2 separate regions of the Mus musculus genome follow, and region 2 is linked to region 1. The links are chromatin loops, found by intact Hi-C in ENCODE. Cell type or tissue: heart. All regions are shown on one strand. Each heading gives the region's core, and the rest is flanking DNA. Links, peaks and the distances in the headings are about the cores only. Region 1 overlaps Fry (FRY microtubule binding protein). Region 2 holds the start of Fry (FRY microtubule binding protein).

Region 1 (16,286 bases), core at 4,638-12,637:
AAGTCAACGTCCCCTGCCTCAGGAACTTTGTGGAGAGCCTGTACGATACGACGTTGGAACTCTCCTCTCGGAAAAAGCATTCCTTGGTTAGTAACTATGGGAGAAGCCGATTGCTGTCCTAAGTGGAGAGCCTGGAGCACCTCGGGAGAAGCCAACTTGAGAATGAGAAGTATCCACACATGGGAGAACTGCCTCAGCCTCACCCACCTCAGAGCTTGTGTTTAGCACAGGCCCATGAATAACTGTGATAAATGGAGATTATCCCACACCCCCTCAGAGGAATTTTCTACTCTAGTGGATTCAGCTGTTTATTTAGAGATTGGCTAAACTGAGTTTCTGTTTGAATTTCTGAGAAGTTTTTCAAATCTAAAGGCTAAAGTTTATAATAACGGTTTCTCGTCTCTGTCCCAGGAATGAGCCTGTGCTGGCTAATTCCTATCTTGATGCTCAGAATCAAAACTGAGCTCAGAAGGAGCAAGAGATGGCCCACAGGCAGGAGTCTCTGGAGGCTGGCATTTAATTCTTGAGAGAGCAATCTAAAGTCTTTCAAGTTGCTGCTTGGTGAATGAACATCTGGTTGATAAATTGGCAGTAGTGTGCCAGCTATAGTCATGAGAGTGTAATGGAGTCCATAGTTCAGTAGCCGGCCACAGACCTGGCCTATGCTAGTCTCCAAGGCCTGAGCATTCCTGTCAGGGTCTGAGCCAGCACCCCGTTGTTCAGCTGGTAGTAGTGCCAACTTTGCTCATTTGCCTATACCCTATGATCATTAGGACTAATCGCTTGCATTTATTGGCTGGCATCAGAGATGCCGTGAGTGGGCAGAGTACTTCAGAGTCCTCTAAGACTAAGTTCATGTCAAGAACGATGCTGAATTTGAAGTGTGGACCACAGGAGCTCATCCATCAGTCATTGTTTTTTGCTAGTTCAAGGGAATAGGTGTGTTTCCCTTTAAATCTCCCTTAGCCCTCGAGGTGTGTGCTACCTGGCTAAGGAAAATGATGGTGAGCTGTGTGTTCGTGTTCTTTGGATGGCTGCCTGTTGCTATCTTTGTCGTCTTTCCAGTTGCTGTGGCAGAGGGGCCTAGTTAGACAGGAAAAGCACAGTAGCACCTCTGTTTATTCTGTCATGAACAAATTCCTGCCGCGCTTACATTTGTCTTGGTAGTGTTTATAGCAGGACCATAAGCGCTCTTTCAGGAATCCCCCTTAATTACAGGAAGATTTCAGGAAAAGGTAAATATATATAAATATATTTACTTTCTTCTGCATATAAATGTACACACACACACCTGCTGCTAAGACAAAGACAGACTACTAGGTATTTTTTGAGTGAGAAAGCCAATAACATTTTCAAACTGAGTGTGCCCTCATGGCTGCCCTAGCTTCTCTGTTCCTGTGGTAAAACACTGACCAAGAGCAGAAGAGGAAAAAGAACCATTTATTTAGCTTACAAGTTATAATCCATTATGGAGAGAAGTCAAGGCAGGCTCTGGAGGCATTAACTGAGGCGGAGACCATGGAGGAATGCTACTTACTGGCTTGCTCCCCTGAGCTTGCTCGCGCAACTGCTTTTTTTTATATAGCCCAGGACCCATCTGTCTAGGGATGGCATCGCCCACAGTGGGCTGTGTCCTCCTGTGTTAATTAATGATCAAGACAATGTCCCATAAACACAGACCAGTCTGATGGAGGCAGTTCCTCAGTTAGCTTTCTCTTCCTGAGTGACTCTAGTTTGTGTTAAATTGACAGAAAAAAACTGGCATAATAGTGGTTTTATTTCTATGGTGGTTGAGAGCATAATCTAAACTTCTAAGTTTGCTTTGAGAGTTTGTAAGTGAAAACGAAGCTAGTCAGTCAATCAGCTTTCCGTATCATTGGACCTGAAACAGACATCTTACTGTATGTATAATACTAGCTGGAGTTCTAGATGATTCTATGCAGTCATCATCAGGAAGCGCCCATGAGTTCTTGTGTTTGTACAGCGTGCATTGCATTTATTTGAGGCCGCGTGGCCACAGAGGACATGCTGAAGCTTTGGGCGCAGTGAATGTGTGTTTCCTGGTCTGTTGAGCTGCCAGTCACCCTGCAGCCTCCACTCCTGTCTCCTCAGGCCTTATACCCACTGGTGACCTGTCTCCTCTGTGTCAGTCAGAAGCAGCTGTTCCTCAACAGGTGGCATGTTTTCCTCAACAACTGCTTGTCCAACCTTAAGGTCAGTATTTGTCAACTCGAATTAAAACCACCGTATCTATGTATGAATCTTGGTATATAATTGTCGTCTCGTGCATCTAAGTGATAGGAAATGAAATGATCATTTTACTTAGCTGATCTGGACATGTGAAATTATCTCAGATACCCTGTGACACCTCTGTCCCTTTTGGTCGAGGTAGATATTTTGGAAACAAAAGCTCTGTTCTGTGGAAGGATTGCTCTGGCAGAGGGCATTGCCTCCTGCCATTCTTGCTTGTGATCTGTATACTAAACACTTACTGCTCTTCAGGCAGAGAGCACAGGTGTTGGGGGATAAGATGCGTAAAGCCACAGCCCCTGGGACCAAGGAGCTATAATAAATAGTTATAATAATTGGCTTTGAAATTGACTTTGAATCAAATAGGAACATTCTTTCAATTTTAGTGACTACACAGGGCAGCTAGATGAGAACCCTCTATAACATGAGAACAGATTCTCCTGGTGTGTTGATGCTTGCCAGTAATTCAAACCCTGGAGAAGCTGAGGATCACAAAGTTGAGGCTAAACTGAACTATATAGCAAGACCTTTTTTATTTTCAAAAAAAGGAAACCAGGAAAGATGGCTCAGTAGTTGAGAGTGTTAGCTGCTCTTCCTAGGATCTAGGTTCAATTCCCAGCATCCCCATGGTGACTCACAAATGTCTGTCACAGTTGTGACAACTCTAGGTGGAGGAGATCTGATGCCCTCTGTGGATGCCTAACACATAGGTGGTGCATAGATGCACATGCAGGCAAGATACTTAGGCGCATAAACTAAAATAAGTGAATCTTTATAAATTATTTTACAAAATAAAGCAGATAAGTGCAAATCAAGAGAATTGGTCACAAATTCCAAAGCTGTGGCTCAGCTTCTATCACTGGCCCAATATTTGCTACTTTCATTAAAAAAATAATAATAACTAAAATTTCTTGCATATGCTTATACATGTTGCCTCATTTTGTGTATATGTATGTTTTCCCCTCAAGACATTTTAATTTAGAGAAGTAGTTAAGATTAATTATGTTATTTTGTTATTTACTGTAATTATATAATAGTGTACATGGGCCTGATCTCAGCGCTGACTATGTCCTGGCTCTAAGAACTGATTATGAAATCCAAGATTGCAATCATTCATTTCCTTCAAGTTGGCAACGAAATCTAATAGTAGCTGGTAGAAAATGACACTCTCAGGGACGGGCAAACTGAAATGCCTTTCAGGGTCAGCGGTGGTTACACAGTGTCCACTCCCGGGCATCGGCTGCACCAGCTAAAGGCCTCCCTGTACCACTTTCCCTATTGAGGAAACTCAGTGTCTTAGTCAGGGTTTCTATTCCTGCACAAACATCATGACCAAAAGCAAGTTGGGGAGGAAAGGGTTTATTCAGCTTACACTTCCACATTATTGTTCATCACTAAAGGAAGTCAGGACTAGAACTCAAGCAGGTCAGGAAGCAGGAGCTGATGCAGAGGCCATGGAGGGACGTTACTTACTGGCTTGCTTCCACTGGCTTGCTCAGCTTGCTTTCTTATAGAACCCAGGACTACCAGCCCAGGGATGGCACCACCCACAATGGACCCTTCCCCCCCTTGATCACTAATTGAGAAAATGCTTTACAGCTGGATCTCATGGTGGCATTTCCTCAAGGGAGGCTCCTTTCTCTGTGATAACTCCAGCTGTGTCAATTCGACACAAAACCAGCCAATATATTCAGTTACAAATTCTAATATTTACAGTGTATCTTTTAAGATGTAAAGTGGCCATTTTGTTCAAAACTAACACAGAATAGTTAGCTTTTGTCATCAGGACATAAGTGAGAGTGGTGTAGGAAGAGCAAACTTCAGCTAAGGAATTGACCTCATCAGGTTGGCCTATGGGCAAGTCTGTGGAATCTTCTTGATTAATGACGGATTGGGCAGGGCGAGCCCATGGTGGGCAGTGCCACCCCTGGGCAGATGTCCCTAGGTCCTATACGAAAGTAGGCTGAGGGCTGAGAAGTGGCTCAGACACTAAAGGTTAGACTCACAACCAAAAATGTAAGAAAGCACGCGGAGCAAGCCAGTGAACCAGTTAAGCATCACCCCTCTGCAGACTCTGCATTGCTCCCTGCCTCTGGTTCCTCTTGGGCAATGGGTGTGAGGGAATAAAGGGAGTGGGAGAAAACCCGCCTCCCGCCAGAGTTCCTGTGCTGTGGGTGGGAAGATGCGGGAGGACTGACACGTGCATTCCACACAGCCCCGGGTGGGTGTCTGGCTGGGGGAAGCCACTGGACCCCAGCTCAGCAGAGGGTGCACAATGGGGCAGTCCTAGGTTCTCAGTCTCAGGCATCCCAGATACCGCTAAACACCACTCGGTCATCCCCAGGGCTGCAGGGAGAGAGGGGGTGCTGGGTGGTTCCCATGCGCTGAGAGTCCTTGGTCCTGTCTGTGGCTGGAGCACAGGAAGGCCTTCCAGCAGGAGGTTAGTTGTGGCTCATTAGGAGAAAGCCTATCCCATCGTTCAAGCACAGTGGGCCTTGATGAGCAAAGACAGTCTATGGTTTTACAGCTTTATTGTAGAAAAGCAGGGAAAAGGAGAGAAGGTAGAAAAGGTAGAAAGAGGGAGACCACCAGTCATGGCCATGTGGAGAGAAGGGGGAAGGGAGAGAGAGAAGGAGAGGAGGGGCCAAGCAGCCCCTTTTATAGTGGACTGGGCTATCTTGCTGTTGTCAGGTAACTGTGGGGAGGAGCATACCTGGCTATATAGTCAGGTAACTGTGGGGTTGGAGTCTAGCCAGAATGCCAAAAGCTTGGGACATTGTCTGCATGACTGATAGTCACAGAATTATGGAGTTGGGGGCTCTGTGATGTCAGGCACCTGTCTCTGGGAACGTGGCTCGCTGTTCTGACCCTTGTAGAGTTTTCTACTGGGTCGCCAGAGCAAGCCTCATTCAATCAAAATAGGCTGCCTTTCATGGCCCCACAGGTTCCTACCTTGGCCAAATGATGGACTGACTGTAAGTTATAGGCCGAAAACCTTTTCTTTCCCCAAGTTGCTTTTGGTCCATGTTCTATCACATGCAACGGGAAGCAACTAGGGTAGAATTTATGTTTGATGATTAAGAATGCTTTATAACACAGCTCTCTGGATATATTGAATACATCTGGGGTTAAACATTAAAATATTTTGTACGATGATTTATTGCTGTGGCCCAAAGAGCCATTTTGGGGTTGACCCAAGTTGCTTTTGAAACAGAGCAGGGCAGCTTACTCTGAAAATTAATGATTTCAAAATTAGAATATTCTTTAGTGCTCCTGTAAAAGCTTGGCAGAAAAAAAAAAAAAAAAACAAGTAAAGGGTTATAAGCTGCCCCTGGAAAGACACAAGTGTAGGCTCAGACAATGTTTCCCTACACAGGCATTTCACGATAGAAGGTTCTAAAACTAGAAGCTGTAAGATCAGGATGAACCTGTGGGATCAGTGCTACACAGACTGGAACACGTTCCAAACTCCAGTTCCAATCTCCAGGGTGTGCACCATGCCCACTGTTGCTGTCACGGAGTGGGATGCACAGGGGAAGAACCCTGTGTCAAATGTGAGCCCTGGACAGACTTCATCTGTGAAGAGCTCTGGGTTGAATTTTGTAGAAGTCTTGTATCCCAGGAAACATGGAAGAGCAACTTGTTAGCCAAGATAAGGGCAAGGATTGGACTCAGTGAGTAGCCCATAACCACCTGTAACTGCAGCTCATGAGATCTGACACCCTCTTCTGGCCTGCATGGGCACCTGCACCCATGCTCACACATACACACTTAAAGTATGAATCTTTAAAATGTAATGAAATCCAGGTATGAGAATGGGCACCTGTGATCCCAGAATTAGGAAGCCTGAAGCAAGAGACTTGCCATCTTCCCAGCCTCCTTGCTTCCCACCTTCCCATCTTGACTTCTTTCATTTATAAAATGAATAAAAGTAAAAGACCCTGTTATTTCATTTAATAACAGGGTCTTGTTCTATATCACAGCCTGAACTATATATATCTTTAAGCCAGCCTGTGATACATAACAAGACCCTGATTCTAAATTCATAAATAAATGCTAGGTTATCTATATGGATGGTAAACTGCTAGAAGCCAATGCCCTAATGGAAAAGGATATTCAAAAATTGCTTGATGAATTCCAAGCAGAATAAAGTCATATCGTTTATGTTTAAATCTGAGCCCAGTACGAATTAGATGTGACTGTTCCTAATGTCATTAATACATAGAACACATTCTAACCCCCATCTTACACATTCAATAGGGAGGAGATGCCTGAAGAAAACTTGGCTTCGAATATAAACTTTACCTTAAATAGCTTCGGGGGTTTTTATTTTCTGTTACACAATTCCATTTGAGAAGGGACCAGACCCTACCGCATGTACCCCCTTCATAATCTTCTCCCCTACTCCCCCAGATGCTTCAGGGTGAGGAGCCCAGCATTTGCATCCTCCATGTTACCCTGGTAGCTTCCGCTGGTATGTTCTGCAGAGCCAAGCTGATGAGGGTCAGAGTGACTTGTGTGAGGAAGAGAGCTGTGCACACAGTCGCATGTTCTCAAAGTAAACCCACCCATTTAACATTGATGCCTTAGTCTGTCTACAGCATGAGACAGGACAGGCTGGGAGGAGCAGGCTGCCTTGGGAGCACAGGCAGGAAGTCTTTGGTATTTATACTTAGTTAACGTAGTCACCCATATTTATCACTGTGGAGTGATGGGGACTTTCAGTTCCTTGTCATTGAGGTATCATCCTTCAGTCACTCCTGGTCAGTGATTTCTGTCTGTTGTGTCTTAGGTTAGAGTCTGGATATCCTGAGAGCAAGAGGTAGAGAGAGAGAGGAAGAGAGTATACAATTGATGCCTACGTTTGTGTCAATCATACAACACTTAACTGGAAACGAGGGGACAGGCTTTGAAAAGTTACTGGTACTTTCAGAAAGTCATGTTCATTGCACTGATTACTGCATGCTGATTTTTTATGCTCCAAGCTGTCTAGTTGGAACCATTTCAAATTCTCTTTTCTTTTTCTTAAAAAAAAAAAAAAAAAAAAAGATTTATTTATTTATTTATTTATTTCATGTATGTGAGCACACTGTCGCTGTCACACCAGAAGAGGGCATCAGATCCCATTACAGATGTTTGTGAGCCACTGTGTGATCACTGGGAATTGAACTCAGGACCTCTGGAAGAGTAGCCAGTGCTCTTAACCCCTGAGCCACTTCTCTAGCCTAAATTCTCTTTTCTTGAACAATAACAATAAAATAATGTCCCAGTGAGGCCCAGATTTTTTTTTAAAGGAAATAAAGAAACCTTAGAGGTCAAGAAATTCCCTTACTGAGCTGGCTGGATGGTTAAGAGCATCTGCAGGTCCCATGGAAGGAATGGAAAGAGTGGGTTATATGTAAGAAGGGTGGTATCTGGGGCTTGCTGGCCAGGCAGGATCTTCCTCGTAGAGTTTGCTAGGGCAATTTAGGGAGTTGCAGAAGGATGCTATGATATGAAGGGTGCCTTACCATGAGGTGGGGGCAGAAGTGGTCCTGGTGGGCAGATCCATAATGCCCCTCAAGTTCATATGCCTCAGGAGGGCTTTAAATACAAAACGTAACTTATTTCTTGTATTCTTGGGGTATTATTTGACTGTACAGAGATTAAAAGAGAGGAGACAGGCTGGATGCAGGCATCACTGATAGCATCCTGAAATGGCAAAGTCAGATACCACTACCTACTCTCTGGGCAGAACAAATACAAATTTAAGCCAACCACGTTGCTGTTCAAATTTTAGGAACAATCAGAATATTTGTTTAGTACAATAGAAAATACTGTTCCTAAAGAATGAACAGATAGGGGCTAGAGAGATGGCTCAGTGGTTAAGAGCACTCACTGCTCTTCTGAAGGTCCTGAGTTCAATTCCCAGCACCCACAGGGCAACTCACAACCATCTCTAATGGCAGTTTGGGTATTCGATGCCCTCTTCTGGTTTCTGCAGGTATTGCACCCATGTGGTACCCTTACATATATGCAGGCTAACGTTTATACACATACCATTTTTTTAAGTTGAAATTAACCCAAAAGGCATTGAGAAAAGCCACTGGAACTGGAGATCTCAGTCCGCAGTCAGGTTGAGAAGATATAGGCTTTCATGGTTCACAGTTTGAGCACTGGTTTATGCGAGAATTTCAGGTGACTTAACTGTGCACTAGACACACTGAAAAGGGAACTTTGTAAGGGAGAGATGGACCCACTGAGACTAGAGGCAGGTAGATTCATACCCACACCAGCTGAGTTCAGAGGCTGCTTTTCATCATTAAGCAAGAACACCAGAGACAGACAGTTGCTGATGTGGGTCAGACTGCATAGTCTGGTTAAATGAAAGGAGAATATACATGTAACTTCATTAGTTACAACCCAATTTAACAAATCAAAGCATTGTACAAATCAGATCATTAGCATGCAAAAAATTTTTAAATTGTATATAAACAGGCACTTCTCAAAAACTGGATCCCACCCCACTTTAAGCTAGACAAGTACATGTAACATTTACATAGAAGGGTAAGCATTCGAGAATATGAAAAACTTTTGTAAAAAAAATTTGCCTTTAAATATTAATATATCTGTTGCTCTTATTGTTTTTTAAAATCTGGTGCTGGGTACTAGATTTAAGCGTTGAGTACTATGGGCCGGCATTTAATCCAGAAGCTACACCCATAAACCCTATTGTGCAATTTCTTTTTTTCTTTAAATTTTCTTATAGGTATATACTGTATTTTGAGTTATACTTCCCATGCACACCCCATTCCTCCTACCCACTTTTCCCCTTCCCCTTATTCCTTATCAATCCCCTCTGTCTCCCAGGTAATTTCACTTCTACTTTTATTTAATATTCACAAGCTTTATGTGACTACATAAAACTTAGGATCACAAATATGAACAAGAACATGTAACATTGCCTTTCTGGGACTGGCTTAATCCTCTCAATTTGGTTATCTCCAATCGCTCCTGTTTGCCTACAGTTAACTTAGCTTTGCACCTCTTTATGGCTGAGAAGAAATCCTATTTATTATTTATGGCATTTTTTTCTATCTATTTCCCATTGCTGGATGCTGCAGGGACCATTGATGTGCATTCTTCTCTGTGATGTGACCAGGTCCAGTCCTATGGCCTAAGTCAACCAGGGTGTGGAGTCTGCGTAAATGTACAGGCGTACTACAGCTGGGCGTACTACAGCTGGGTCTGACGGTGGAAGTACTTAAAAAGTCATGGACAGTGGAAAGTAGATGTGCCAGTTATTAAAATGTATTATGACTATATTAATTAAATTACTATTGTATTCACATTTGGGTGGACAAATAGAACAATGAATAAATAAATAAAATAAGCTAGGAGCAGATACAGATACATAGTAATAAATAATAATATGCAATAATTACTATTACCATATCAGTATTAGTTAATTTTCTTATTAATATTTGCTGTATTTATTATATATTTCGATAGTGTATAGTATAACCTAGTAATATTAGTAATGAAACAAACTGGGAAAAGATAAAGATACAAATACTCTCCTATCCTACCTTAAGAAACAGGAGCTAGGGCTAGAGAGATAGCTCACGTGGTTAAGAGCACTGCCTGTTCTTCCAGAGGTCCTGAGTTCAATTCCTAGCAACCACGTGGTGGCTCACAACCATCTGTAATGAGATCTTGGGCCCCCTTCTGGCACACAAGTGTACTCAAAGATACTCATACATTAAATTAAAAAAAAAAAAAACTTAAAATATTTTTTCTCCATGTCTAGGTTTTAGTATAGTATGTAGTATATCTTAGTCTCACTAAGTATTCAAGAGTAATTCAGATGCAATGGAGAATAGAAAAATCAGAACAATAACTGCATGAAAAGACATCATCTATCATGGGAAGACCATCCAACTCTTCTGTAAATGCTATGCCATTATACTGGTTGCCTGGCACCTCCTGAATTTCCATTTTGGCAAAAGACAGAGCGAGGGCTTCCTGTGACATTCCCCTGTCTCACTATCATGATCATAACCATGGGTTATTTATCCAGTGAACACCAGGAGGCAGATGGTTCAGGTGACCCAGATGGTGACATATGCCTTGTATGTGCCTGCCTCCAACCCGGTTGGCCCTCCCCACGCTTAGGAAAGACCCTCCTACATAGTGTGCATTCAACTAGTAACCTTACAGTTTGCATTCTGTTACAGAATAAAGACCCCAAAATGGCTCGCGTTGCCTTGGAATCTCTCTACAGATTACTGTGGGTTTACATGATTCGAATCAAATGTGAAAGCAACACGGCCACTCAGAGGTAAGGCCGGGTGGGCGTGAGCGAGCATGACAGGTGAGCTGGGCACACGCAGGGTGAGCCGGGTGCCCTTGCAGGGCGCTAGAGTCAGGCGTGCTCAGCCACCACACCATGCCCGGGGTTCTCTTTTATGGCTTCCCGACCTGGCCTGGCTAAAACCTGCTCAGAGCCAGAACTTCACCACTGTCTTAGCAGTAGGTCTTTAGCAGCCTCCTCTGGGACAGGGTCTGCACAGGGTCTGCTTCTGTGCAGCATGCAGCACTTTAAGGAAAGAAATAGCTGTCTATTATTTTTCTAGCTGCCCTGGGTTTTCCAAAAAAGAAAAAGAAAAGAAAAAATAGAACCTCTTCCTAAGAGTAATTGTGCCAATGGAAAGGGATGAGTTGGTTTGGTTTGGTTTTTTTTTGGGGGGGGGTTGTTTGTTTGTTTTCTGTTTGTTTGTTTGTTTGTTTGTTCTTTGTCCTCTGATACTAAGATGAAATTTGCATCATCCCCTGACAACTAGATCTCAGCCAACCTTGCTTGTTTTCTCTTTTTCGCCTGCCCTTATCTTGCAGCCGACTCATAACCATCACCACCACGCTTTTCCCCAAAGGGTCCCGCGGCGTGGTACCCAGGGATATGCCTCTGAATATCTTTGTGAAGATTATCCAGTTCATCGCCCAGGTAACGCCCGTATGTCTGCAGCGGCCCCCTCAGGCGTAGTAATCGCGTAAACAGCCCGCAACGATCCTTCATACATCCTGACCTCTTAGAAAGGGATTGCTTCTCCACACAGCCTATTCTTTTGCTTCACAACAGTCCGTGGATATGTTGAATGCCTTTGGCCTCTAGGAAGTAAACTGAGAGATGAAGTTTAACTGATTCCTCCAAGGCTACAAAGCCCAGCCGTAAAACCTCTGTAGCACAGATAAGGGCCTGCCTGGGTCAGCCCCAATCACAACAGAACAGAGGAAACTCTTGTGACGCTCTTAAGTCTCCCCTTCCCACTTTCCACAGATCTCTGCTCTGTATTCCGCAAGTAAAGAGGAGTCAAAGGCTCTGATATTTGGCAGAACTTTAATCTAATTTGAAAAGATGATTTAGTGCAGTTGAGGAGTAAATAGCAATTTTCTAATGTTTCTCTATGGGGAGAAAATAATTTCATGGGGAAATTATCATTTACCCACTTTATTCCTTTGTTCAAAACTATTCTAAGCAGTTTACACATGAATTAATTTACTTTTAAACAGACTCCAGTAATATTGAAGCTGGCTTGGCTGTGATCTATTATTCAAACTTAAGATTTTTTACTTAGATCATTTATGTGGGGAAGGGGTTGGTGGACTAAGCCCAGGATCCCTGCTCATACCAGGGGTATACTCTACTGCTGAATTGCTCCCCAAGGCTACTGTTTCATTTATTCACTGGTGTGTGTGTTTACTTATTTACTGATTTGAAACAATGTCTCATTATTTAACCCTGGCTAGCCTATAACTAGCTCTGTACACCAGGCTGACTTTAACTCACCTATCTCTGCCTCCCACATGCTGGGCTCAGAGGCAAGCACCACCATACTGAACTTATCTCTTTCTTTTTCAGATACTTGGTGAGTAAATTTTTTACCCTCAGTTTGACCTCTGTGACTTATGGAGGCACTGGGGGTCTCCTGCACTTGCTGGGCCTCTGTCACAAAGCAAACCTCAAACTAAAAAATATCTTCTGTCTCAGTTTCTAATTTATCTGTAAAGCAAGGGTAGAAGTTTTTGCCCATTTATGCCTCAGAATAGTATATGGCTGAAGGAAATTATAGGCATGCAAATGCTGCTGAAGTACAGTTGATATTAATATACAGATAAGTGGTTCAGAGCAGAGACTGGAAAGTAGCATCTCTCTATTGTGACCAATGAGAGAACTCTTTAATACGTATCCCTAGAGAAAGTGCACTCCTCACTCTGCCAGTGGAAAATTTCATATGAATTTTCAAATGTAGCCTCAAAGTATATGTGGTTTGCCTATTGTGGAATAGTGTGTATAAAATGAGCATGTCATATAATAGCAGTCAATGATGTGTATGACCAGGCTCCACCTTAAATGTTCTATCTCAAGTGTTAATTCTTCTTCCCCCTTGAGTTTGATTTTTATAAAGAAGTCAGAGGATTTTTTTTCAATGTTAAATGGTAGAGGAAAACAGTCATTTTGTAGTGATACCATCGTCTTAGTCAGGGTTTCTATTCCTGCACAAACATCATGACCAAGACGCAAGTTGGGGAGGAAAGGGTTTATTCAGCTTACACTTTCCACATTGCTGTTCATCACCAAAGGAAGTCAGGACTGGAACTCAAGCAGGTCAGGAAGCAGGAGCTGGTGCAGAGGCCATGGAGGGATGTTACATAATGGCTTTCGTCCCCTGGCTTGCTCACCTGCTCTCTTATAGAACCCAGGACTACCAGCCCAGGGATGGCACCACCCACAATGGGCCTTTCCCCCCTTGATCACTAATTGAGAAAACGCCTTACAGCTGGATCTCATGGAGGCATTTCCTCAAGGGAGGCTCCTTTCTCTGTGATAACTCCAGCTTGTGTCAAGTTGACACACAAAACAAGCCAGTACAGCCATTAAGAATATATTTCTCAGCTGAGTTTAAAAACACTATCAACATATATCATACAAGCTGGAAGAACCTAGGCTGTTTCTGGTTCAGACGCCCAGGTGTCCTGTTGACTTGGTATCTGTACCTCCAGCCTTACTGTGCTCAATTCTGTGTGTTGCTGCATCATGGTGGCTCCCTGGACAGTTCTGGTGGCCCTGATCTTCCTTCGGGGGCTCTCCGTGACCCATAACACTAGGCAGTAGCCCTTCCAGAAGCCACCTGTTTGCTGCATGTGGTGTTAATTTGCATTTTTTGTTATTCTTGGCGTCTCATGTTTTTATTTTATTCTATTTTTCTCCCCCACCCCCAACCCCCTCCAGGAACGTCTGGACTTTGCAATGAAGGAAATTATTTTTGACTTTCTCTGTGTGGGAAAACCAGCCAAAGCTTTCAGTCTCAACCCAGAGGTATGAATAACTTTCCATGGGAACAGAGCACACGTTCATAGAGCCCATACCTTTGCTCTGAAAGTCTCGGGCCCCAATGGGGCAGGGCTCCGATGGGGGCGGGGCTCCAATGGGGGCGGGGCAGGGGAACACCTCTGAAGATTTTTCTGTCTGTTCCTGCTCGTGTCCAAATTTGAGGGTCAGTTTTTCAGAGGTAAAATTTGAGGAGAGCTGATTGAGGTGGACCCAGAACCTGTGTGCTATGGGGCCTCTCTCCTTTTTAATGGAATCATTCTCACTTCAAAGACTGTGTTGAAACAGATGAGTAAATGTGGTAGTGGCGAGGTTGCTTCAACACAATGGGATTAGGGAACAGGACACAGGCGCTTGGTACTGTGACCATATCCCAGCTCCCCACACACAGGGAATCCTTGGCTCTGCAAATGACTGGTAATCCAGTCTTACACTTAAAAGAAACCACCCTCAGCCAATAGAACCCTGCCAGCCCGGCTGCCTTCCTGCAGCCCTTATTCTGTGCAATGACTTCAAAGAATGCTGGGTCCAAAGCCCGGAAACCAAGTCTACCACTTGTGGTGGGGTGCCACTGCCTTTTCTAGGTGTGTGACATTTACTTGTGACTCTCAGCTATTCCATTGGTAAAATGGACAGAGTACTTTCCTGGGTTCCTTCACAGAAGAGTGGGTCTGGACTAAAGCATTGCAGGCTAAAAAGGGCATGAAGGGGAGGAGGATAAAGAAAGTAAAGCAAAGGAGAAGAAAAATATCCTGTGCCAGAGAACATATCCCTGAACACGTATCTCTGTCATCTGTAATATCCTGACTCCTTCATTCCAAGGAAATTGGTCCAAAGGACCGAGGCCCAGCATAGCTTGTTAGCTGCCCCCAAACCATCCCTGCATCCCCTCCCCCTTCCCACCATACCCTGCATTGTCTGGTGGCTGATGACCTCACAGGCCTCTGTGAGTTGTTGCTGTCACAGTCAGCAGCTCAAGAGGAGGTCAAATCCAGGGCCAGATGGAGGCCCTGAGCTGGACAGTGGCAGATTTCTCTTGCCGGCGACATTCTCAACATCTTTTTCATTTCTCAGTAGTCATAAATCTACTATTTTAATAATTCTCAGAATTACTGGGTTACTCGGTAATACTCCGAATTATTGTTGTCCCAGTCAGGATTACTGTTGCTGGAACGTCATGACCAAAAGCAAGTTGGGGAGGAAAGGGTTTATTTGGCTTACACTCCACATCATAATCCATCACTGAGGGAAGTCAGAACCGGAGATCAAACTGCGCAGAAACCTGGGGGCAGGAGCTGAAGCAGAGGCCATGGAGGGTGCTTTATACTGGCTCCTCATGGCTTGCTCAGCCTGCTTTCTTATAGAACCCAGGACCACTAGCCCAGGGTGGCCCCACCTACAACAGGCTAGGCCCTCCCACATCAATCACTAATTTAAATAAATGCCTACAGACCGATCCTATGAAGGCATTTTCTTAATTGATTCTCCCTCCTCTCCAGTGCCCCCCCCTCCCCCGGCTTGTGTTAAGTTGACATAGAACTAGCCAGCACACATGTCTAAAGCGAACATCTCTGATGCTGCTTCCATATACTGAGTATAGTCACACTCACCTGCCATCTCAGTCCTTTGGAGACTGAGGCAGCCGGATGGTGAGTCTAAGCCCAGACTGGCCTGCTTAGCAAGACCCGTCCCAAACAAGCAGAGCGCTCGCGGTCACCACCACCTCTAACGTTTATCCTTGGGTCTGTCTATGAACTCTTGGCCCAGTCAATGGCTCGTTGGCTGATCCATCTGTGAAGAGCAGCCGAAATTGTGGTTTAAAGGGAGAATCCAGTAGGAAAAAAAAAAAAAAAGATTTGGGTCTTTTACATCTCTTTATCTTTATTAACGTCACCTAGTGTAATTTATTCATTGGGTGTCTGCGCACACATGCTTGCGTCATAGTGGAGTGTGGAGGTCAAAAGACAACTTGGGAAGCCAGTTCTCTCCTTCTACCACGTGGGTCAGGAAGCTCAAACTTAAATCGCCAGGTTTGGCGGTAAGCACCTTTGCCCACTGAATCAGCTTGCCAGCTCCCTTCCATGTCTCTTCCTCTTGTAGGGGGAATAGAAGCATTTGCCTATTAGCAGCTGACAGTTAGAAGCCATCAGACTACACACAGCCAGCTTGGCTCGGGGAAAGGCCTGACTGGGGCAGAGAGGTAATGAAGAAAAGACAGACACAGAGGAATCCAGGATAGAAATCTGGGATCTGGGTGGTCTGGGCTCTTAACTGAAGAAGCCACAACATTCTGGAAGCTCAGCATGTTTATTACAGAGCTGAACAGCGAGGCAGGGTTATAGCATACAGCTGGACAAAGGAAGCAGGGTTATTACTTACAGATAAACAAGGAGGTAGCCGGATCAAGGGGAGAGGTTTAGCTCTCAGTAGGAGCAGCCTCTGTAGGGGAGCAGCCTTTAGGCCATAAACGTCCAATGGGGAGAAAACTATATATAGCAGACATATTCTGTACACACTGGCAGTACTCACACTTGTCCCACTGAGGAAGTCTTTGCCATTTCCCTCTGGTCCTCACTCCAGGGGGAAAGGCTTTGCATTCCTCCATGGGTCTGAGACTCTGGGGTCTTTGAGATGGCCAGCTTATGTACGCACACACACACACACACAC
Region 2 (16,286 bases), core at 2,817-10,816, 110 kb before region 1:
ATGAAACCACACAAACACATCCATAGAGCACCTAACCCTCACCCACGTCATACACACACACACACACACACACACACACACACAGATTTGCAGCACAAAAGTACTTGAGAGCCTTCCAGAACTTGTCCGTCAAAGAAGGGAGCCATTAGCCACTGGTACACGTGCCCTTGGAATGTGGTTTAGAAGTGCTGTAAAACACACGGCATATTTAAATATTTAATGCTAAGAGAAATCAAATGTCATGCCAATAAGTTTTATACCTAGTGTGTACTGGAGTGGTAATGTAGCATACTGGGTTAAAGAAAACACGGTATCGAAATCAATTTCCCACTTATTCTTAGCTAATTATTCAGATTTTAGAGTGGCAGTTGCTGCTATGTTGGGTATCACCGGTCACATCAGGGCTGAGGGCTGATTTGAATAGTATTCAAGGCAACTAAAGGCAGTCATTTCCGCTTAAGTTTGATGCTGATTTCCTCACCATTAACACTAGATTAAAAGACAGCGGAGGAAGGACTGATGAGTTTGTTGCAAACTCACCTTATAATTAATAAAATCCTCATTATGAGAAAGGCTTGCCATAGGCTCTTCCTCCTGAGAATTCTAATAAGAGGCCACATCTCTGATCTTTCCTTAGTCTTTAGCTACTGGCTGTCTTAATCACCACAATGAAAATTGTATGCAAAAAGTGCTCTGCAGAGGGAAGGGTTCGTGGACAAGGCTGGTATCTAAACAGAATTTCAAAGCAGGGGGAAAAAAAAGCTAATTGGAGAAAAACGAAGGTGGAAAATAGGTCTTGAAGCAGGGTGGAGTATTTCTCCCGCTGTAGTCGCCGCCCATCCTGTATTTATCCAGGGGTGGGAATGACATTTGGATAAATCTCAGGCAAACCACTAATACATTCCTGGAGTTGGTGGATAGCCATTTACAGAGCAGGGCACTCATAGCCTGTCCCTAAACTGAACACTGAAAGTCCTGTGACCAGGTGTCAAAGAGAAGGTCTCTCTCTCTCTCTCTCTCTCTCTCTCTCTCTCTCTCTCTCTCTCTCTCTCTCTCTCTCTGGTTTTTTGAGACAGGGGGTTTCTCTGTGTAGTCCTGGCTATCCTGGAACTTATTCTGTCACTCAGGTTGGTCTTGAACTCAGACATCTATCTGCCTCTGCCTCCCAAGGGCTGGGATTAAAAGTGCGAACCACCGCAGTCCTGCTGACCCCTGCTCTCTTACAAGTCTGATTCTTTTCCTGATGGAGCACTGAGCACCCTGGGAGTGCAAGCCTTCCCACCCACAAACTCTCCTTTGAGATGATGAACCGGCTTCACGTAAATGAGATCGTTTTGAGCATTTCATGGATGAGAAAGAGTAGGTCAAAGGTGTAGGTAGATAGTTGTGGCTTGAGGGGGTAGGGTCTGCCCCTGAATGTGCATTTTCTTCTGGCTAATGCCTCTGAGGGACAGAATCATGGCCCTACCCTGGCATTTCCTTGGGCCTCTCTGGGTGACCTCACCCAGCCTGCCTGTCTGCAAAGCCCATTTCTCTCTCTCCCCCTCTGACTCTGTCGCCACTGAGCTTGGCAGTTGGAACCTCTCTCCGGAGCAGCAACCTTCCCTGGTCCAGCTTCTGACAGCCCCACCCTCCCACACAAAGCCTTGCCTGTCTGCTCACATAGGTTGGGGATGTCCCACCCTTTCTAAAAACATGCGTCTAAGACTTTCTGGCCTCCAGAGATGGCTTGTCAGTAACATATGCTCCCCAGTGTGTCCAAACCCTGCCTACAGCGGGGAAGCTGATGTATGAACATTTCTATTACCCACTGTCCTAAGGCTCAACATCCACGGTCTAAAAGGCGGGAAGTGGGGTTCAGTACCAGGAAGCTTCATTTATATACTGGGAGGCTCTGAAGGTAGAGTCATTGACTCTGAAGGTAGAGTCAGTGGTTCGAGAGGTGGCCATAGCTCTTCTTTTTAGAGTGTGGGTTCCAGGTGAATGACACTGTCTGCTTCACTTTCCGTCTCCTTAAGCTCAGTAAGAATAACCCGGCTTTAGCTATTTCTCTCTACAGTGGGTTAATCGGAGTTTCGTGGTGTCTAGTTCTATCGCTTCCTCCAAGCTGATCACGAGACGAGTAAGCCACCTGCCTGCTTCAATATTGATTTATCTTTCTTGGGCCCCGCCCCCACCGACCCCCAGCTTTGCGTTTCTCGAGCCACCAGCAAGCCCGCCGATGTGTGTAACCTTCACGGATACCTCTAACATTTGCCTTATCCAGAAGGCATCGAGAAGGTGGGTTGATGCCATTCATCACACACTACTCTGTTTTCCTCTAACTCTGGCTCCTCCCTCCAAATATGAAAAAAATCAAATGTCAGCCCGAATACAGAAACTGGTAGATGATTTTGAAGAAATGATTTGCCCAGGATCGTGTAGCACCAGGACCAAATCAGAAGCAGAGCGAGCCTTCCCAATCCCTGGTTTATCAGCCGTTGTTGGTAAGTCACTGTAAACACGTGATTACATGCAGAAAAAAAGCATCACTGGGTGTGTGTAATGTGAGCATGTATTGCTTCCTTTTCTGCTGCCATAATAAAATGCACAGCCGGAAGCATTTTTTTGTTGTTGTTTTTGTTTGTTTGTTTGTTTTTTGTTTTTTTTTCGAGACAGGGTTTCTCTGTGTAACCCTGGCTGTCCTGGAACTCACTTTGTAGACCAGGCTGGCCTCGAACTCAGAAATCCACCTGCCTCTGCCTCCCAAGTGCTGAGATTAAAGGCGTGCGCTACCACGCCCGGCAACCGGAAGCATTTTAAGAAAGAAAGCTTATTTAAAATAACACTATGGTTCCAGAGGGTTAGAGACTATGATGGTGGGGACCACCCGGCCGGAGCAGGAAGCTGGTCACATCTGAGACCACAATAGGTAACAGAAGGAAACGGAAGTGGGCGGAACTACAAGTTCGCAAAGCCTGCCTCCAGTGACGTACTTCCTCCAGCCAGGCTGTGCCATCTGAAGATTCCATAACCATCCTAAAAAGCACCACCAACCTGAACTACATGTTCAAATACCTGAGCTGGAAAGAATGGCTGCGTTTGCCAAGGATCCAGGTTCGGTTTCCAGCACTGGCATGGTGGCTCACAACAATCTGTAGCCATACTTCCAGAGGATCCAGTGACCTCTCCGGGACTCCTTAGACCCTGGATATACATAGTGAACATGCACCCGTATATGCAGGTAAAATAAATACCTATACATAACGAGATAAAATCTTAAATAAATAACAAGCTGCAGATACACAGGTGTAGATTGGTCCATGAAAGTTACCTTGGTAGCCAGCAGGGGGGCGTGGCAGGGTAGGGGAACATGTCAGGGGCCCCTCCCTCTGCAGCAGGCAGCACCCCTTCCTCTTGCTTTTCTTTCTCTGACTCTGGGCTTACAGGGACATTTTGTACCGGACACTTGTCATTTACCTAAATGCTCAATGGCTGGCAGGTCTGTGCGATCCACGTTGTTGACAGACAAGAAAATAGGCGAGGAAATGCGTAAGGACTTTGCTGTGTGTACACAGCACAGACTCAGCTCTGGCATATGGCGCCTCACTCCCTCTTTCTAACTCATAGATTATTGGTATCTTTTCTTAAACTCACAGTTCAGTATCTGAGCAGAGTCTATGGAGAGGCCTGCTTCTCCTTTCTAAGAGTAGAAGCCTGAGGTAGCTGGTACCACAACTCCAGTGTGTGTTCTAATGCTAGTCCCAGGCCAGTCCAAGGTGCTAGGAGCCGCATCTTTGATTCAGCTTGGTTTCTGTGACATGATGTGGCCTGAGGCTGTTAAGTGCACAGTAACTGTCCCCTGTCACCTTGGGTGGCAATGGCATCTGGAGGGCTGGTCCCTGTGCTGAGCAGGGGATGGGGTGGTTCACGCTCCCTTGTTTTCTGCTGGCATTTCTAAGGGTCCCTTGTTGCTTTCTGCTTAGGAAGACTTCCCTGTGTGCGGGACCCATATCTAGTTCATCTGTCCCGGTGCCTGGTTCCTTCGAAAACGCCTTTGCCGAGGAGCTGGGTAAAAAGGGATTTAAAGCTGCTATCTTTTAAATGAAAGCTGTTTTAGGAAACATGATTTTTCCTTGTTTGTGTCTGAATCCATTCAACAACTAACTCTGCCTTAATGAAATTCTGTTGCATTCAAAAAAGTTAAATGTATTTCAATCCACTGGGGGGAGAAAATTATTCGCTGTGGAGCGGAATGAGGTCAGTGTTTTCCACACTCACAAATCGGGTTCTGAGCACTTCTGTGTCTGAGGGGCGGAGGTTCCCAGCTGTTCTGTGTCTGAGGGGCGGGGGTTCCCAGCGGTTCTGTGGCTGAGGGGTGGGGGTTCCCAGCGGTTCTGTGTCTGAGGGGCGGAGGTTCCCAGCTGTTCTGTGCCTGAGGGGTGGGGGTTCTCAGCGGTTCTGTGCCTGAGGGGTGGGGATTCTGAGCGGCTCTGTGCCTGAGGGGTGGGGGTTCCTCTGTGCCTGAGGGGTGGGGGTTCCCAGCGGTTCTGTGTCTGAGGGGTGGGGGTTCCTCTGTGCCTGAGGGGTGGGGGTTCCCAGCGGTTCTGTGTCTGAGGGGTGGAGACTTAAGGAACAGGTTCCTGGTTCTGGTGGATGATTTCGCAGGGGTCCTCCCAGTCAGAGAAAATTGTATTGTTTATTGTAACACTTGACTCTTAGGGTTTCTCTTGGTGAGATTTCTATTTCATCCCACTCTGTGAAGAAGAGTGATGACCTGGGCATATGTCTCAGTTGGGGAACCTCGTGCCTGGTACTTCTGAGGCCCTGAGTTTGATTCCCCAGCTCTGCAAAATGAAACCTGAAATCGTCGTCACTAATGTTTTAACTCAGTCTAGGAGGTGCTTAATTTTCCTCAGAACAAAGCCAGTGTTTGTTTATTTTGTTTTGTTTATTTATTTATTTATATGAGTACACTGTAGCTGTCTTCAGACACACCAGAAGAGGGCGTCAGATCGCATTACAGATGGTTGTGAGCCACCATGTGGTTGCTGGGAATTGAACTCAGGACCTCTGGAAGAGTAGTCAGTGCTCTTAACCACTGAACCATCTCTCCAGCCCCCGTTTTTGTTGTTGTTGTTGTTGTTGTTGTTTTTTAATGCATTTATTTGTTGGTCTGTGGACATGTACACACTATATAGCACATTTGGTGGTTAGGCGTCAACCTATACAAGTTGGTTCTTTCCTCTGGCCCTGTGGGTTCTGGGGTTGCATCCCAAGTTACAGGGGTTAGTGGCAAGCCACGATACTGGCCCCTCCAAACAGCTCTTAGATCATGTGTCATCATGGAACTATAGCATGCTCGCGGTGGCTTCAGGTTTGCTGATGTAGCCTTTGTGGTTTTATCTTTCTGGATTCTTCTGCCTAATGTTTGTTATGTGAGTGTACACTCAGTGATGGTGACAGCTCGTGGTCCTCACCTACACCCGTCCACAGGGAAAGGGGGCATACTCCACTCCAGCCCTGTCATCTCAAGCTTGGAAACCACTGAGTAACAGCTTCGGAGGTAGGCAAGCATCCAGACGGCCTAGCTTTGGTGTCCTAGTTTACTTCTGAAGACCACCATTTTAGCCTCAAGAAATTGTTCAAAAAAATGCTAGGAAAACATAAATAAATTATGAATTAAAATGTAAACGCGCTGCGCTTTTGTCACATTTATTTGTCTGTCTGTCTGTCTGTCTGTCTGTGTGTGTGTCCATGTGCAAATGTATGCTATGGCACATATATGAAAGTCAGAAGACAGCTTGTGGGACTTGGTTCTCTCTTCCACCACGTGGGTCCCAGGGATCAAACTCACTGGGCTTGGTGGCAGTCACCTTTTCCAACAGAGCCATCTTGGTGGCCCCCAATTGTGCTTCTGATACTGAGCAGATAACCCTCAGTAGGCATGAACAGGAGGGGGGAGATGAGAGAAGCAGACAGTTGTGACGGGGGATTGGGGAGGGTGGCATCAATTCTGAGACTCAGTCTGAGCACCCTTTACCAGCCTCATCCTGCACTGTCACCTCATAAGTGGGGATTCTGGGGTCATGTTGATCACCCCCTTCTTGGAAAATTTGTTCTTTCCGTGCCATCCAGCACACCCACCTGTCCAGACCTGTGTCTTGGTTATAAAATACATGTGCTGCCCCTGGACTGAGTCCTCAGCTGGCTCCATCCCACAGCAGGGTAGGAAGAGCCCTTCCACCCTTCACATGGAGAACAGCACCTGGCTGGAATTTTCTCAACAGCCATCCGACCTCCACTGTGGGTCAGGGGTCCCTGGAGAGACACGACCTGTACAGTGGATCAGATTACTGTGAGGAATAATGGCATCTCTCTCTAGGCTCCTCAGGGTACTGCAAAGCTCCGGGGAACAATTCTTCAACCAGGAAAAAGCCAGGGAAGTGGGTGGTGAATAGGCTGTCCGCTATCAGGGATTCTGGGTGTCTCTTCCCTGAACATTCTCTGAGGAAGTCGACCCTCAATCTGGTTTACAATTAAAAGTGATGGTGATGATGATGATGGTGGTGGTGGTGGTAGAGATGATGGTGACGATTTATCAACAATGAGTGACTAAATGAGCTAGACATACATTTTATTAGCTAGGTGACTTTCACCTTATATTTCTTTAAACCTCAATTTTTCTCATCTACTCTTAGTCCCTCCCCAGCTTGCAGGTTTGAAGTGAGGATTAAATATGATTTTAAAATGTGTATTTTAGCAAGGAATTTATATTCTATAAACATAGATGCTCTCGTCAGTTGCTAGCCCCTGTCTCAGGCTACTTTCTGTCTCTATCTCTCTTTCTCTCTCTTCTCCTCTCTCTCCCTCCTCTGTCTTTGTCTATCTCCATCTTTCTCTCTCTCCTCTGTTTCTCCTGTGCCTCTGTCTCTGCCTTTCTTTCTGTCTCTCTTTCTCCATCTTTCTCTCCTCTGTCTCTGCCTCTGTCTCTCTCTCCTCTGACTCTTTTTTATGTCTGTCTGTCTCTCTGTCTCTCTGTTTCTGTCACACACACACACACACACACACACACACCCTACTCTTTGAAACCATTCATTTCTGGCTGCTCTCCATCATTCCCCCTCTTATCTTTCGTTCAGCCCCCAGTGCCTGTTCGCTGTCTCCAGAGACGGCTCAGGACTTTTAGGGACGTGAGAACTGAGATAGCTATAGGTTGTCTTAAATGACAGTGGAAGTCAGGGAGCAAGCCAGGGACAGATTCTGATTTTATTGTTCTACTTCAAAGTAGTTTAGGTGCCTTCAGGTTTGTTTTTGTATTTTTTTTTAAATGAGCCCCTCCCCAAGAAAACTGGACAAAAGAAGCTGGTCTTGTCCCAGCTTGCAGCAGGTTTCGTTCCCTTTGATGGGCCAGACTTTGAGCAGAGCAGAAGGCCTCTTCTGTTTATTTAGGATGTATGTCCACTTACTAAAATAAAAGTGTGGAGCCTGATACAGAACAGCCAATTCACTCTTCACAGGAAAAACTAAATGCCATTTTTTTTTCTCCTAACTAGCTTTAAGTCTTTATCATCGTTTCCTTTGAAATGCATGGAGTGACCAGGAAGTAGGCTCAGAGCACCACCGAAAAATTTTAAAACCTGTGTTGGGAGTTTTCTAAAGGATTTATTCATTTCTACTTTATGTATACGAGTGTTTTGCCCGCATGTGTATCTGTGCATGCAGTACCTGTGGAGGCCAGAAGAAGGCGCTGCAACCCCCGGAACCAGAATTACTGATGTTTGGGGATGCTGGGTACTGTATATGGGTCCTCCTCAAGAACAGCTGAGCCCTTTCTCAAGTCCCAAATTAAGATGTAAAAAGTTTATGTATTTAAGGCTGGGTGTGGTGGTGCACACCTGTAACCTCAGCACTTAGGTGGTAGAGTCAGGCGGTCTACATAGTCATTTCCAGGACAGCCAGGGAGACAAAGAGAGACCCTGTCTCAAAAACAAACGAACCATAAATATTTATAGTGGCGATATAGAGTAGCTTGTTTGCTTATCACAACCTGCTCTCCCCCACTACTTACTATTACTATTGGTTCACTAAGTAATGGAATATGAGAGTGCTGTGTGCAAGGAAATGTTGCCTTGATTATGCCCACTGTATAAATGGGTGCATTGAGTATGCCTACTGTATAAATGAGGGTCCAAGGTTTAGCAAAGTTAATAATTTCCCTTAGGCTTCAATGCAAGTGAAGCTAGCTGGTGCCAGGTGAGACTGGGGCCCTGGGAGAGCCAATGTAGCATTTTTCTCAGTACCCCTGTGGCTTGTTCTTTCAGTGCTGTGTAAGATGGGGGAGTGCCAACCCAGTTATTAATGGATATTTTTGAAGGAAAGCCTTCCAATCATCTTTTACATAGATCTCGTACATTCTCGGTACAGCTGATTAAAAAAAAAATGAACTCATCACTGAAGTATGCATGTGAATTAGGGAGACCTCAGTCTGATGAAGGATTTCAGGAAGCTGAAGCATTGAGTATAGGAGTGTATCCTGTACTGTATCCATATCCACATTCACAGGTAAACCAGGACATTTCTAGAAGTGGCATTTAATTGGTTTTTAAAGTTCTTTGCTAGAAAAAAAAAAAGTATACTGTCCTTTCGTTTCTCGAATGAATTAGGAGAGGAACTAGGAAGTCTTGTTTGTGTGTTGGCTGGAGGACGGAATTTGTACGTTTGTGTGCCCGGGCGGGGGGGAGGGGGGCGGCGGCGTTAAATAATTACTACATTATAATTCATTCTATTGGAAACTTCCAGTCATAGATATGCTGAGGAAAAGAGGGCCCAGTGGCTTTCGAAATGGCTGGTCAAACCTCACCTGACAGAGGTTCCATCGTTGTCAAAATACAATTCTCTTATTTAATCCCTCCACTAAGCCTATTAGTTGTGAGAAACAAAGCCGACTGAAATCAGGACACATGATACCAAGAATTAAGGAGAAGGCAGGCGCCTAATGCCTTTGCATCCTAGCTCCTTCGTGCTTATGAAATAAGGTGTGTTGGTCTGTGTGAGTCTTAGAAATGACAACATGAAGAAACCGGTCCATGGTGGAATCCGGGCGTTCGCTAGGCAAGCCGACTAAGCATGTGTTCCTTCCCTTCAGGCTTTGAGGCTAGGGTGCCCCTCAAAAAGCCTGTATTGCACAAAATGCGGATCCCCGTCTGCACATCCCAGAGAAGGAAGGAAAGGCCAGGCAGGCAGGCGTCTGGCTTCTCGGTTGCAGCGATGACAGAATCCCCCCCCCCCCCCCCATACACACACACACACACACACATACACACACACACACACACACACACACTCACACACCCCTCCCCAAACGCCGCTGCTTCCAAATGCAAGGGTGCAGCTGGCTTACCGCAGAGTGCCGCAGTTGAGTGTTTTCAGGGACAGACACAAGGGGAAATCGCAGCCCGAGCACACCCCGGGCTGCCGCCTGCCAACCTTTCTGCACCGAGGAGCCTCAGGCAGCTGGCAAATTCCTAGTCCCTCCCCTAGCGAGCTGGGAGGTGGAAGCTGGGTGGGAGCTCAGGTTGAGAAAGGAAGGGGCTGGGGGCGGGGCTTCAGTCCATCCCTCAGCGGGGGGCTGCAGGGTGGGCAGCCAGGAGGCCCAGACATCTGTCCACCCGGGTGCAGCAGCAGCTCACAGTGCGGGTGGGGACTCTGCCACCATACCTGGCTGTGGCTGAGCATGTGGGCGGCCGCAGGCAGTAGGCAGGCATTGCTGCTTATGTCAGCTCTGAAATGAAAGCGGCTGAGGCCTCTGCCTCTGAAGGCTTGCAAGGGAGATCAGCACCCAGCAAATAAGAAGCCAGCCCTGGCCCCGGAGGAGGAGGAAGAGGAGAAGAGGTTGAGCATCCCTCTCCCGGTGTCCTTTAAATGAGGAGCGTGGCCGTTTGCTTCTGACCCTCGCTTACATCACTAACCTGTGACAGGCACATCTCCACGCCCGGTACCTGCTCCTCCAACTGCAGCTTCTAGTCCTAGGGGCTTCTTTGTATGAGGCAGACATGGCCAGCCAGCAGGATTCCGGCTTCTTTGAAATCAGTATCAAATATTTACTGAAATCCTGGAGTAACGGTGAGTGATAGAAAATATATATATATATAATTTTTTTTTTGGTTTTGTTTTCTGGATGCTGCTAAGGTTGGAGCAATCATATCTCAACTGGACACATATGTTTGTGAGCTGAGGAAGTTTCTCTCTCTCTCTCTCTCTCTCTCCATCTGCTGTGAAAATCAAAAACGTCAGTGTCTGAACTATCCCTGCTCAACTTTGAAGGCTGCAATAAAATTAATAGATTTTTTTTTCCTTAGAATTTCCAGAGATGCGGCCCTTCTGACTCTGGGGAGGGCAGGTTCGGCATGCCAGGCTGCATTGCCTGCCTGGTGTTTGTTTGCTGTGTTCAGGCTTCATCTAAATATTTTGTGAAGTGCAGCTTAGCCGAAGGGGTGTGGCAGGGTAGAGAGTACTTTGTAATTGTCTTATTAACAATTATTGTATTATTGACAATTATTGTAATTGTCTGAAGAGGGAAAACGACTTGGAAGTCCAAAACCTAAGACTCATCTTTGTTAGGCACAAACTGGTCTGCAGATCCATTTGGTCTATCCCTGGTACCTGTGCATGGTGTTCAGAAGGCTGTTTATCTGTTCCAGCTTCTAGAGGTCTTAGTTGCTCTAGTACAAGCGTGCTTCTGAAATGTAAACAAGTATGGGTCTGACCCAGATGGTTCCTTAGGCTATAAAAATATCATGGTTCTGAAGTTGCATTTCGGACCTATATAAAAATTGTTAGCAATTCACTATTTCAAAAAGGCAACCTCTAAGCCATCCTGGGTCTGGGTTAGAAATCAGAATGAGGCCTTTCAGATGTTCAGGGATACCTTGCATTTTTCTGCACACTTTAAAAACAGAGTCTTATTGATGCATCTGCTTTTGTGCTGATTTTGTGCCAAATGACTGACAGATCTTTTAGACGCTCTCGACTGTTTTGCATTAAAATTTTGTTTCTAAAAATTATTTTCTATATTTTATTGGGTATATACTAATTAACCTACCTGGAACCCTGAGGGGTACCGAACGTATCCTCCACGAATGACCTGTAGCTAAAAATCCTTTTTATGTAAACAAACCTAGGCAAGAGAACTTGGGCTAGATTGTTTTGAGAAAGCTGAAGCGCCTGTCCAAAGATATTTGGGGGTTGCATCTGTGGATGATCTCCACAGAAGCCATTTTCCCCAGCTCAGGGAGCCCCACTGTGCACTAGGGGGCTTGTCTGGAGTGTTTCTGTACAAGCGGGAGGCCATTTGGGAGTAGTGCTGCTGCTTTGTTGAAGCCATAAATCTTTTAACTTGGGTTCATTTTCCGGATACTCCATACTCACAGACTCACATACGAATCTTCCTTTGTCTGGTGACCCTCTGATTAATGAAAATAATTTGACAGACTGGACACTCCAGAGAGCAGTTTATCTCAATGGAAAAACAAACAACCAAACAACAAAATCCCCCGCTTACAAGTGTGACATCAGGATGTGGATTTTAAGCTTGTTTGACGAGTCCACAGCCTGCTTCTTTCTATCCGGTTTTGCCGTGCCTCACTCAGGATGGGAAATTATGCTTTATGTTGTACAATACCTAGAGGGATTTCTCTAAAATCTTCTCTTCTTGTCTGTCTTCCAAGGACAGGTAACCGCTTCACCTTCTTTAAACTCCTTACTTTCTCCCAGCATCCCCACACCAAGAAATGACTCAAAATTATTGTCCATCTCAACTTTGAGAGTATCTGTGACATAATTTCAAATCCTCCCAGTTCATTCAGGAAAGATTTACTGAGTACCCTGCTACATGCCAGGCTGTGGGGTATGTGGAAGAGACAATTACGACAGAGCCCCGAGCAGGTGTCCTAATTCCTTTATTTCGAGAGACTGAAGGTGGTAATTATCCAAGTGTTCTTGAGGGTGGGGCAGGTCTGGATGGTTTATACCCCTTTCTTAAAAGAGGAAAGGGAGTCTCGCACTAGCTGCCTATCCCCTTTGGAGCTTGTTGTAACTCTTACCTGCGCCCAGCCTGGTTGGCACAGTTCTCATCTCTGAAGTTTTACACCTTTCCAGTAGCGAACAGAGAGAGGAATTTGCCTGTACAAAACACAGAGTGGAAAACAGGAGCCTCGGGGCTTCGCCTATGAGTCTAACCTTGGCTGAAAGGATGTACCGCGGGGCAAGCAGCTCACTGCGTGCTTGCGCATGCCCAGCTTGCCAGGTTGGAAAGCCGAGGGTGCCCGCCCACATACCTGAATGGAGAACCAGCCCCCTAATTATGTGGTGGTGCTTATTTACACAAGTGCGGCAATTAAAAAGCAATGAAACAAACTCTGCAGCTACAGCTGACTACTTCTGCTGGGCAGTAGTAAAGGGAAAGATGACGTCATAAACTTTCATGGGTTAATGTTTCCATTTGATAGAGAAAGGGCACGTTGTGGGGCAAAATGTCACTATATATATACATCTTTGTCTCATCAGAAGAATTAACAAGCTAATTAAGCAAACTGGTCTCTGCCTGGTGAGATGAATTGGTTTCTACTTGGTGGCTTCAGACACTTTTTTTTCCCCCCTGTGGCACCACACACACCACACCCATCCTGTCAGGCTGCCCTTCGTTCGGTTTGAATGAAGCAAGGACTTGCAGTAGCCTGCTGTCTGGAAATGTCACTTCCTCTTATACAGACTCACCGTGTAGCTTTTTCCCTAACTTTCTTGGACAACTGTCCCGGTGTTCCTTCCACTGTATCCAGACCTTCCTGGGCTGACCATTTGCTGTCCTTGGTGTCTGTGGCCACAGCCACGGTCTTCTCAGCCCTACTGAGAATATTCTTTGGTCTTCTTAATATCATCTCCTAATCTTTCTCAGGGCAATATCTTCCGTGCCCCCCCCCCTCCACCCTACCCCCTGCACTCCCGTCTTCTCTCTTCTTTCCCTCTCTGTCTTCGGCAGTTCAGGGACTTGTTCCCACATCCCTGACTGTTCCCATCTCCACCCCATAATCTGGCAGTCCCTCACTACGAGTCACAGAGCCAGAGGGGCTTGCCGCCAGTCTTCTGGGGCCTGTGCTTGGGTGGCCGTCGATTAACCAATGACTCTATTTCCTCGTCCGTGAAAAGCAAGCAGAAGTAACGGGTGCCTCGTAGGCATGGGGTGTTCAGGCACAGCACTTGGGACAACATCTAACACACTGCGAGAATGTCTGATAAATGCTAAAATAATACAGATGTGTTCTGGCACTCCTTTGCCTTCTGAACCTAAACTTAAAATGTGGCCTAGATTGCCTTCTTCCCTGCGCCTTGGCATCCTCAGTGGATTATTTTATGAATGGTCAACACTTACTTCACCCCTGGGCAAGAAAAGTCTAAGGAGAGATGGCAATTCGGATTTACTTTCAAACTTAACCCCCCCTCTTAACCCTCCCTTTTTATCTCAACCACTATCAACCCCTCCCCCCTTCCTTAAATGTGGAGCTCTGTGGAGTTGGCTTGGGAGTGTCTCTGTGGCAGGAAGTTGCTTTGGCCTTTAGCATCACTCCAGATGAAGTTTGGAATGGCTAGCTTCAAGCTCCCTCACAGGGGAGGAGAGTTTACACAGACAGAGAGTGAGTGTGTGGGGTTCAACTTAGTCGTCTGAAAAGCCTAAATGGCTTCCTTGTGCTGCTAACCACCGTATGACGCCCAGGGAACACTGGCCCAATGAGCTGCATAGCGCATATTCAGAATCACCTGGCTCCTTCCAGGGCGATGTGCACCCTTCCCCTGGAACCTAGCCAGCCTTTGCTGCCCACTGAGGACATCTTTATGTTCACTCAATCTTTCAGGGCCTTAGAACTCCCCACACGATGAACAGCTCTGGAAGAACTAAATAACCTCTTTGCGTAGAGATTGGTGTGTGCCCCACCATGGCTAAGGGTGTTCTAAGGAAACTTGTGTGCGTCAGCAGAACCGGAGTCAGGATTCCCAGGTGTAGTGAGTTAATTCTGTGGATAAGGACGATATCCACTGAGCTTGGTGGCTCACGATTGTAATCCCAGCACTTCAGAGGTAGAGGCAGATAGATAGGGAGTTCAAGGTTACCCCCATCTGTGTAAGACCCTTTCACTGACAGAGGCAGGGGCAGGGGACAGGGGAGAGAGAAAATCTATTCAGCACAGAAATGCTGGCTTGATGACATTAGTTGCTGAGCCAAAGAAATCATGGGTAGTACAATGAACTGTACTTAGTGTTGGTGTGTAAATATACGGCAGGTGAGCCTCAAAGGCTCCAAGAGAAAGACCTTTTATAGAATCAGAGTAAAGATGTGGAAAATTAATATTAATAGAGTTGCCTGAACCTATCAATAGGTACAGTTCAAGTACAGACACATTTTGGGGGTGTCTGTGGTGTGTGTGTGTGTATGTGTGTGTGTGTTAGAACTCAGGGACTCATACAAGTGGAACATATGTTCTACCACTAAGCTACATACCAACATTTGATCCTTTCGGTGGAGGATCAAGGACTGTTGGCTTTATTGGGCAGGGGAGAGGCTGCACGTCACTGTAGCTCATCACTATTTGGCAGTGGCATACCCTCGGAAGTGACCACAGGGTCACTTCTGCTGAAGCGGTTAATAAGCCTAATGAGAACAGTACCCTATGCCAGCATCCCTGTTCTCCAGCACCAAGGGATCCATTGCTGGCTTTGTTGTTGAGACGGAGTGGAGGTGGTAGTTGTCAGGTCCAAAAGAAACTTGGGACAAATGGCTACTTGTCATGCTTGCTAGTGTACCCAAGTGCATGCTGGCCTCCAGGCTCTCTCAGATACACATGTACCTGCTACAGAGTCCATGCTGGCATCCTGGCTCTTCCCAGCTCTTCTTACCATGCCCCACCCTAATTCTTTCCAGCCCATAGGCTAATCTCCCCCCAGCTTCTCACTTCCTTATAGCTGTGTGATCTCTTGCCCCCTTCCCCCACACTCCCACACCCCCCAACTTGCTCCTCTTTATTGGTTTCCTTTGCCTGTGCTTTCTCCATACTGCTGGCCACAATCAATCTCCTACTTTCTCTCCTTGCTCTGGGCACTTACAGAGGCCTTGCTCTCCCTCGAGTTTACCATAAAATCCTTCCCCTCAATGATACTTTGTAGCAGTCATGCTCTCACTGGTGCGGAGGCCCTTTAGTTTGTACCAAGTTATTGTTATTTGTTTTGAATGTAAGGCACACATCATTAAAATCTAGGCAGGCCATGCCTGAGCAGCCCTAGAGTAACAGACACAACCGTTTTGTGTTGAATGCCATGCTCAGTGACTTATATATAGGGCAGTCACATAATTATTCATCCAAACTGGGACACTTTTGAGAGTGAAAGTTAATGGTGACGCAGGGATGCTGTCCTCTGAGACTACCTTGGACAAAAGAGGCCAAATGATTGTTTCTTTGTTCCTCCCCACAACCCTGTGGGATATATAGTATCCACACTTGTAAACTTGGAAAAAACATAGAAAGTGATTTGTTGGTTGAAACCAGGAGGTCAGTAGATGCCGTTCACCCATTCCCCAAGGCTGATCACAGTGTTTTGCTTGTTTAAAAAAATTGTATGAGTGCTTTGCCTACATAAATGTCTGTGCATTACTTCTATGCCTGGTTCCTGTGGAGGGCAGAAGCTGGCGAATGCCCTGGGGCTCAGGAAGATTGTGGACTGCCCTGTGCGTGCTGGGAATCCAAGCCTGGAGCTCTGGAAGAGCAGCCTTGTGGTCTCTCCAGCCCCTGCATTGTTTTCATATCTGCCAAAAGGACCAAAGGATCAAGGGCAATGCTGGGAACTTGGTGTTTTATAGCTATTTAAATTTTTATTGCTTAATACTTTCTGCCAGTTCTTAGCCTCTGGCACACCCTGCTCTCCTCTCTGTGTGCTTAAGTATATACAATCTCTCTCTCTCTCTCTCTCTCTCTCTCTCTCTCTCTCTCTCTCTCTCTCTCCCTCCCTCCCTCCCTCCCTCCCTCCCTCTCTCCCTCCGTCATGCATGCACACACACTTGCACACACACTTGCACACACACACACATTTTTTCTTTTCTTGCTGCAGAGGACCTTCTCTTTAGGATGAGCCTCTTTGAGGGGCCTAAGCTAGGAATCTACAAATATTCCCCATGCGTTTTTCATATTCTCATCTTCACACCAAACACATGCACACAGGTAACTAACAAGATTACTTCTTTTGTGTTGATTTGTTCCTAC

Evidence for each region. A loop is a pair of places that touch in the nucleus more often than their neighbours do. Peaks named below come from ENCODE experiments on the same cell type or tissue, not always from the same donor. Only the 100,000 strongest peaks of a DNase experiment are listed, where the experiment ranks them.
Region 2: a loop joins it to region 1, with 2.0 times the contacts of the local background. A loop is called at or near these places in 4 of 42 quality-filtered maps.

Annotation. Positions count from the first base shown.
Region 1 is chr5:150,359,003-150,375,288 of GRCm38, forward strand. Fry (FRY microtubule binding protein) reads left to right here. Exons shown (of 61, transcript NM_172887.2): 10 at 1-86; 11 at 2,113-2,214; 12 at 10,467-10,570; 13 at 11,125-11,233; 14 at 13,520-13,606. Among named protein-coding and RNA genes, the nearest start is that of Gm36299, 40 kb to the right of the region's middle. In heart, for the core only: CTCF peaks have their summits at 6,002 (motif pointing left), 8,217 (motif pointing left) and 9,960 (motif pointing left); no DNase peak of the experiment used is centred there; H3K27ac peaks cover 1,991 bases.
Region 2 is chr5:150,250,235-150,266,520 of GRCm38, forward strand. Fry (FRY microtubule binding protein) reads left to right here and starts at 9,696. Exons shown (of 61, transcript NM_172887.2): 1 at 9,696-10,104. The coding sequence starts at 10,035. In heart, for the core only: CTCF peaks have their summits at 7,714 (motif pointing right) and 9,448; a DNase peak (open chromatin) is centred at 9,627; H3K4me3 peaks cover 2,716 bases; H3K27ac peaks cover 3,173 bases.